Regions from separate parts of the Homo sapiens genome. Here region 2 is linked to region 1. Evidence: chromatin contacts called from ENCODE Hi-C or POLR2A ChIA-PET data. All regions are on one chromosome and are shown on one strand. Each heading gives the region's core, a stretch centred on a gene start or an enhancer-like site at or near the end of the contact. The rest is flanking DNA. Distances are from core to core; before and after follow the strand shown.

Region 1 (4,324 bases), core at 1,236-3,735:
GAGACTGCCGTTCTGACCTGCAGGCCTGGATGCCCTGCACAGGGGCACAGAGCACTGGCAAAGCCCTTCCCATACAAACAGCAAGCATGTTATGTCTACAACCCAACGGCACCAGTTCCAAGTACAATTTCTACTTGGCTGTATGAGCTGAGTACACGTTCCCCCCAGCACAGAAATCCTGCAAACTCCCATGAATGCTATAGTGAAAAGCAGGGGCTGGCCAGGTGTGATGGATCACACCTGTAATCCCAGGACTTTAGAAGGCCAAGGCAGGGCGGATTATTTGAGTCCAGGAGTTGGAGACCAACCTGGGCAACATGGTGAAACTTCAACTCTTAAAAAACAAAACAACCACCACCACAACAAAACCAAGAACAGAAATTAGCTGGCTGTGGTGACTCGTGCCTCTGCTACTCCAGAGGCTGAGGTGGGAGGATCGCTTAAACCAAGATGCTACCAGATAGAGTGAGACTCTGTCTCGGGGAAAAAGACAAACAAAATAAGTCTGTGTAAGAGGTGACTCTGGGGACAGTGGAAAAACACTAAGGTTTTCAAGTGGTGGTAAAAGCCAGTAGGCCTTGGGGACCATTGAGCAGTCTACAAAGCAGGGAAGCCTAGATCCCTGAGCTCCGCCTGCCAAGTACCACCACAGCTAACATGAGAGACCTCTGCCACAGAGACTGAAATTTGCCTCCCAAGGAAACAAGTGACTACAGACATCTGTCCCAGGACAGTAAACAAGGTCTCACAAAAACAAAAACAGCTGACCACACCATAAAATCACTGAGACCGAGCCTGCGACTATAGGCGAAAAAAAAAAGGCTATTATTCATACCGTGAAAGACCAGGGGAAAGTGCAGACACAGTCCCCTACTACTGTTGTGGGAATCAGGAGAACAGAGAGACCAATGGGTGGAACAGGAGGATTTTATTGAGTGCCCTCAGGCCCAGAGGATTAAAATCCAAAGGCTGAGCCCCGAACAAAGACAGGGTTTGACTTTTATACACACTTCAAAAAGGGGGTTGGCTAGTTTGAATGGCATGGTGGGACTATGATGGCACCAAACTCGCGGGGCAGGCAAGAGGGCTTACAGAAGCAGAACAAAGGCAGCTAGTCAAACTGTGACAGGTCTCACGAGGCAAGAATAGCTGGTGACCTTGCAGCTGCACTGAAGGGAAATCAAGAACTTAACAAAACTTGAATAGTGAGAAATGGTAAAGGGAAAAGAGAAGGTAATAAAAGCATTTGCTGTTTCTTGCTCTTATCCTTCCTAGGGATAACAGACTGTTAAGAGAGTCTCCAGAACTCATTTCTCAGCGATGTGGTTTTTCAGAAACTATCTGTTCCTGACCTTGCAGCCAAGCAAGTACAGGAAAATACTTTTTCTTTTTAATTTCTACCTTATTACTACAAGTTACAAAACAGAGGTTTCCACGTTTGGAAAAATAAGAGACAACAACATAGCCATAGAATGCATAGCCCTCAGCCTTACAGTAAACCACTTTGATAACCATAACATGTGCTCTACATACCACACATGTGAACTTCCGCCCCGCCACAGCTCCATACGCCTCACCCTTTACACGCACGGTCACTTGCCCCGAGCACCACCCCAGCCAATCCCCAATCACCCTGAGCCCTCCTAGCCCTAACGCACAGCTAGGACGCTCACGTCCAGCCAGCGGTCCCGGACTTGCTCCTACAGCACGGGAAATCCTTCATGGCGAAGCAGCAGCCCCTGCGCTGCCTCATCTACATAGAAACGCCCTATCGGTGATGTCACCAACAGTGCCTTTCCCAGTCCCCTTCTGTTCTTCCGCCCCACCCTCCTCCACTCAGCCCACCAACCCGGTGCCGCAGCCGGCGGGGGAAGTGACGTCCGCCTGTCCCTCCTTTCTGTCTCGCCCTTGTCTTTTGGGGAGGTGCGCCGAGACCCTGCATCTAGTCTCCCCCGAAGAAGTGATTACTTAACCTGTGTCCTGCGGAGGACCCTTCTGGCGGGCAGCTGGAAGCCTGTGCACCCGTCTTCAAATAATGGCTTTTAATAGCAGACTGGAACGTTTCGGATTACAAAGCAAACCGGACCCTTTCAAACCTGGTTATCTTTGTGAAGTAGCATTCCACTTAAAATTGGGAGCCCTTTAATAACAGAGAGAAATCATGTCTATGAAACTAGAGAAGCTGCTCAGATAACTGCAAACCAGCCATCCTTACTGGTTTTACGAGTAGTAGTGTTATAAAGAAAGTTGTCCAGTTTTATGAGTCTTGTAGGTTTGTTTTTTTGTTTTTCAAATACAGTAGTGTACAAAAAGGAAGCAGAATGTGGTTGCTGTCTCAATGTAATGCCTCGCTGGGCCTGAGAATTTGAAAATAAAAAAGTTCTCTTCTTTCCCCATTCTCCCTTTAGATGAAAAGTCTTTCTTGGCCGGGCGCGGTGGCTGACGCTTGTAAGCCCAGCACTTTGGGAGGCTGAGGCGGGCCGATCACGAGGTCAGGAGATCGAGACCACGGTGAAACCCCGTCTCTACTAAAAATAAAAAAAAAAAATTAGCCTGGCGTGGTGGCGGGCGCCTGTAGTCTCAGCTACTCGCAGAGGCTGAGGCAGGAGAATGGCGTGAACCCGGGAGGCGGAGCTTGCAGTGAGCTGAGATCGCCCACTGCACTCCAGCCTGGGCGACAGAGCGAGACTCCGTTTAAAAAAAAAAAAAGTATTTCTTGAAAGCATTGTCGATCAAAAGCTGTGTCCCTCCTTGCCAGAATGGCTCATTCCCAGATAGTCCTGTCCCACACGGGGGTCAGGGGAGGGAAGGAGACCTCTCTTTTTAACAGCGTCCAAAAGCTGAACTGGTGTGGCATCACAACATGGAAAAAAAAAAAAAAAAAGAGAGAGAGAGAGAGAGAGAGATATCTCGGCCAATTCTATAGTTGCTGTCACTTGTTGAATCATCTCTAGTTTTCAGAGTACCATGAATTTAGTTTCTCAAAAGAAGTAAAACAATGAGAAATACATAACATTAATAATTTGAGTAGTAGAAATATAATGCATACAAGAATGATCATCACAAAGAGAATCTGTATCCTGGAACAGTAAGGGAACCAGGGAACTGGGATTTGATGTTTCAGCCAACTGAAAACATCAGGGAAAACATCAAACCCCATTTCTTCTTTAGTGATTTCTTGCAGCCAAGTGGCTTCTTTTCTGATTTTTTCTAGAGAAGGTTCTACTACATGGGAAATGTATATGTATATGCAACAAAAGGTATTTGCCACCACACATCTCCCTGCTCAGCTAAATGTATCACCTAAAGTGATGTGATTATCTAGTACAACCTTAGCCAGTGACTAAATACCTTTTTATAGAGCTGCAAAAGAGGCCGCAGTTTCATCAGCAATGTTTTTCTTTCTTTTTCTTTTTCTTTCAGAGACAGTGTCTGGCTCTGTGGCTCAGGCTGGAGTGCAGTGGCGCCATCATAGCTCACTGCAGCCTCAAACTCTTTGGCTTAAGTGATTCTCCTGTCTCAGCCCCTGAGTCACTGGGATTACAGGCCAGAGCCACCATGCCTGGTTTTCATCAGCAATGTTTCCTGAGGTTACAAAAAGATTTGTAATCCTGGGAGGAAACACTCCCTTGAAGCAAGTGTTCTCCCCAAAAAAATGCAAGGAGCTATCTTCTTGATAGCCAGGCAGATAATTCTCAGGTTTTGCCCCACAGAATCTCTATCTAAAATAGAGCAGTGGTCATGCCTAGTGAAAAGTTTGAGGGAACTCGCCCAATGTTGGGTTTCTTCAGAGCCATATATATAGATATAACCAAATATCCTAAAAGACACTGCCCTTCATCATTCCATGCCGTTAGACATTTACAGGACCATGGATGGTGATCTCCTCCAGACAAAAATAAATGCTGGTGCAGAACAGGTAAGTGTATTATAATTTGAGTACATCAGCTTTTGGGCATTTTAAACCATGGGTCAGACATGTTAGAGCAAGAGGGCAGGTTGATAGCAAGAGGGAGTGTTTTTCTTTTAATTTTCCAATAGCAAAGTGATGTTTGCCACTGTCATTTCAGAGTGAGGTGACAATTTGTTGTTGTTTGGTTTTGTGGGTTTTTTGTTTGTTTGTTTTTGAGACAAGGTCTCACTGTCACCCAGGCTGGAGTGCAGTGGCATGATCAGGGTTTACTTCTGCTTTGACCTCACATATTCAAGCAAACCTCCTTACTAATCCTCCCGAGTAGCTGGGACTACAGGCACGTGCCCCCACACCCTGGGGTGTGAACTGGGATTTGATGTTTTCAGTTGGCTCTCTAATGGAATAGGTTCC
Region 2 (4,036 bases), core at 1,294-3,793, 240 kb before region 1:
CTTGCATTACCAGTTTCTCTCTTTTCCGAATCATTCCCATAAGCAAACATAGAGCGTCACTGTTCCTTGGTGTCACCTCCCCCTCCAGTGCCTGCCCAATTTCTCCACTCTCTTTCATAGCAAAATTCCTTAAAGAGTTGGTACAATCCGTCTCTTCAAAATGTCACCTCTCATTCTCTCCTCCACCCACTCTAACAAAGCATTCATCCCAACACTCAACTAAGACCTCCAGGCCATCAAATCCAATGGTCACTCCTCTGTCCCCATCTTACTGGCCCTCTTGGCAGCTTTGGACACAGTTGTCCTCCCTCCTTCTTGAAGCATCTTCTTTCCTTGGCTTCCATGACACCACACTGTCTCGGCTCCTCCTCTAAGTGTAGAAGGGGCCTAGGGTCTGGTCCTAGCCCCCTTCGCTTCCCTATTTACATGAAAGAAAAAATATGGATGGCCAGTACACATTGAAAATTGTGCTCAGCTCCAATTATAACCAAAGAAATGCCCACTAAGACAAATGAGATCTACTTTTAATCTAACACGATAGCAAAGATTCAAAAGATTAATTATACTCAGTATTGGCATAGATATAGAGAAACAAACACTCTCATTTGCCATTGGTGAGAAGATAAGTAGTACCATCTTTTTTTAGAAGGCTTTTTCTCAATATTGATCAAGAGACATATAAAATAGAATGATCAATCCTATACTTTGTTTTAATCTTTTCTATTGACATAATTTCAGACTTACAGAAAAACTGCAACAATAATACAAAGAATTCCCAGATACCCTACCCATCATCCACATCACCTAGATTCCCCAAATATCATCTTACTACACTAGGATTCTCCCTCTCCCTCTCTCTCTGTTTCTCTCTCTCTTCCCAAAATATATATATATACACTCACACATGTATGTATCTGTGTGTGTATATATACACATATGGATATATGTACATACATACACATACATATGGATATATGTACATATGTATGCATACATACGTATATGTGTGTATATATACACACATGTGCATATATAATAGTTTTATACTTTTATACTACATATGTATATATTTTTCTGAACCACTTAGTGGCAAATTGCAGGCATGATATTCTTTACCATAAATACTTGAGTGTATATTTCCTAAAAGTATGGAATTATCTTAGATAACCAAAGTACAAGAATCAAAGTCAGGAATTAACACTGATACAATACTACTATCTAATCCACAGATCTCCTTGGGATCTCACCAATTGTCAACATGGTGCCCGTTTTAGCAAAAGTAAATCCAATATCATATATTGCCTCCAATCATTATGTCTCTGTAGTTTCTTTTAATGTGGAACAGTTCCTCAGTTGTCTGTTTCATGACTTTGTCATTTTTGGAATCCAGGCAAGTTATTTTATAGAATGTCCCTGAGTTTGAGTTTGGTAGATTCATTCTGGCATAAACACTTTTGTCTTACTCTTCCCTCTGCCTGGAATATTGGTTTCTTGGCTTTTCAAGCTGCTTTCTTCTCCTCCTCCTTTGAGTCTCCCTTCAAATATCACCCCTTCCAAAGAGCCTTCCTACTAAATAGAATTACAGTCAATTCTCAGAAAAAAAAAATTGGCCAAATGATCAAGAAATGTGATGTTTTAGACCAGGGGTCGGCAACTACCGTGAATGAACTAAGAATGGTTTTTACATTTTTTTTTAATGGTTGGAGAAAAAAAACTGAAAGAAGAAAATCTTGTGACATTCTCATGAAAATTAAATGAAATTCAGTTTTAGTGTCCACAAATAAAGTTTTATGGGGACACAGCCAGGCCCGTGTGTTACATTTATCTGGGCTGCTTTCCTGCTACAATGGCAGAGCTCAGTAGTAGGCACCGAGAGTCACTGCTCTCATCTCTTTGTGTGGCTGCTCAGCACACTACGAACCACATGCCACAGCTCCAAGTCGACAGCATGCACATCGCTGTGGGGCAGTATTTTCTTTTTTTATAACCAGTGCATACACGTCATGTCAAAACAAGAAGAGTGGACTTCCAATGTTGTACTTTTTAAAAATACATGATAATCATGTGGCAAAATACACGCAACATAAAATTTACCATCTTCTCTATTTTTAACTAGATAGCTCAGCAGCGTTCGGTACATTCACGTCATTGTGCAACCATCAATGCCATCCGTCTCCAGAACTCTTTTCATTTTGAAAAACTGAAACCCTTTACCCATTAAACAAGAACTCCCCATTCTCCCCTCTCCTCCAGCCCCAGGCAACTACCATTCCACTGTCAAAAAATAACATTTCAATGAATTGAGTTGACTCATTGGCTTTTATTATTGATTCATTAATTAGGCAGCATCCCATTGATGAAATAGAAAAAGACATCCCAATGAGAAGAGGGGGTTGTCTTTGGGGGCACAAAGTGGCAGAAGGGGAACAGAAACAAGGAACAAAGAGTAGACTGGGCATTTCAAAGTTACTTTTCTTGTAGGATGAAAGCAGAGGGGACTTCCTTATCACATCAGCTCAGGTTGACTGGGACCTTCTCTGCTGGTTGCTGTAAATCTGTTTGTTTTTTTTAAAGCTGACTGTTTTAAGGGTCAGTTTGATTACGTGGCACCTAACATGAGTGACTCCACTCTGGGGTCTAGTACAGGAGCTTAGTCCAAAACAATGGCCTCCAGTAAATTTTATTTCACCCTACTTTCTGTCTCTATGATTTTGACTAGTCTAAGTACCTCATAGAAGTAGAATTCTATGATATCTATCCTTTGGTGACTGGCTTATTTCATTGAGCATGATGTCCTCAAGGTTCATCTACATCATACCATGTGTCAGAATTCCCTTCCTTCCTTTCTTTTTTTTTTTTTTTTGAGATAGAGTCTCGCTCTGCCCCCCAGGCTGGAGTGCAATGACACAATCTCGGCTCACTGCAACCTCCGCCTGCCAGGTTCATACGATTCTCGTGCCTCAGCCTCCGAAGTAGCTGGGGTTACAGGTGTGTGACACCACACCCAGCTAATTTTCTGTCTTTTTTTTTAGTAGAGATGGGGTTTCACCATGTTGGCCAGGCTGGTGTCAAACTCCTGGCCTCATGTGATCCACCCGCCTCAGCCTCCTGAAGTGTTGGCCACTGCTTCCAGCCATTCCTTCCTTTTTAAGGCTGAATAATATTCTATGTATGCATATACCACATTTTGTTTATCTATTTATCCATCAATGGTGGAGTGTCACATTTTTAAGGCCCAGCGAAGTGTGCATTATTTTGTTATCCAGTTAGATAGCAAGACATTGTGCTTATTAGGCAATGACACTGCATCTGTGCCAAAAGATTTTAATACATGTCTCGCTCCATAATATCTAAAATATTTACTCTCTGGCTGTTTATAGAAAAAGTTGGCCAACCCAATTCTTGTTTTACCCTGGCTTCATAGCAGTCATGGAACTGGACCTGTAGTCCCACTTAGTTGCATGCCAACAAATACCAACTCAAATGCTCAAACTTTTATCTGAAACTTTGTGTGGGCTTCCCTGCAAATGCACTTGACTGTTTCCTCCCAGCTTTTCCCGTTCAAACCTGACTCAGAACCACCCCTAACCCCCATCTCCACCCACAAGCCAGGCCTGTTGCTATGGTTTGAATATTTGTCTCTTCCAAAACTCATGTTGAAATTTAATCCCCAATGTGGCTGTACTGAGAGGTGGGGCCCTTAAGAGGTGATTGGGTCATGAGGGCTCTGCCCTTATGAATGGGTTAATCCAGTCATGGATTAGTGAATTAATGGGTTAATAGGTAACCCATCAATTGATCCATTAAGTGATCATGGGAGAGGAACTGGTGGCTTTATAAGAAAAGCAAGAGAGGGCTGAGCTAGCCTGTGAGCACTCAGCTTCTTCACCAGCTGATGTCCTGCACCACTATGGGACTCTGCAGAGAGTCATCAGCAGCAAGAAGGACCTCACCAGATGCAGCCCCTTGGCAATGGACGTCTCAGCCTCCATAACTGTAAGAAATAAATTCCTTTCTTTGTAAATTATCCAGATTC

Evidence for each region. Hi-C counts contacts between places; a loop is a spot of excess contacts on that map. ChIA-PET counts read pairs that join two places held with the same protein, here RNA polymerase II (POLR2A). Pooled maps may share reads with other maps.
Region 2: a loop to region 1 is called in a pooled map, with 6 times the contacts of the local background. The contact joins two enhancer-like sites. A Hi-C loop is called at or near these places in 2 of 50 pooled maps. POLR2A ChIA-PET finds 5 or more read pairs at or near these places in 3 of 52 experiments (B cell, K562 and activated CD4-positive, alpha-beta T cell).

Annotation. Positions count from the first base shown.
Region 1 is chr1:16,902,411-16,906,734 of GRCh38, reverse strand. No RefSeq gene overlaps it. Among named protein-coding and RNA genes, the nearest start is that of RNU1-2, 8.6 kb to the right of the region's middle. RefSeq lists a silencer at 1,127-1,421 and enhancers at 1,162-1,801, 1,958-2,007, 2,108-2,157, 1,802-2,441, 2,628-2,907. Within about 2 kb of position 2,485, at least 41 of the 41 ENCODE cell types and tissues checked have a DNase peak (open chromatin) inside an H3K27ac peak, as active enhancers do; they include B cell, where a contact is called at or near this core.
Region 2 is chr1:17,139,983-17,144,018 of GRCh38, reverse strand. No RefSeq gene overlaps it. Among named protein-coding and RNA genes, the nearest start is that of PADI2, 23 kb to the right of the region's middle. Within about 2 kb of position 2,543, at least 4 of the 41 ENCODE cell types and tissues checked have a DNase peak (open chromatin) inside an H3K27ac peak, as active enhancers do; they include B cell, where a contact is called at or near this core.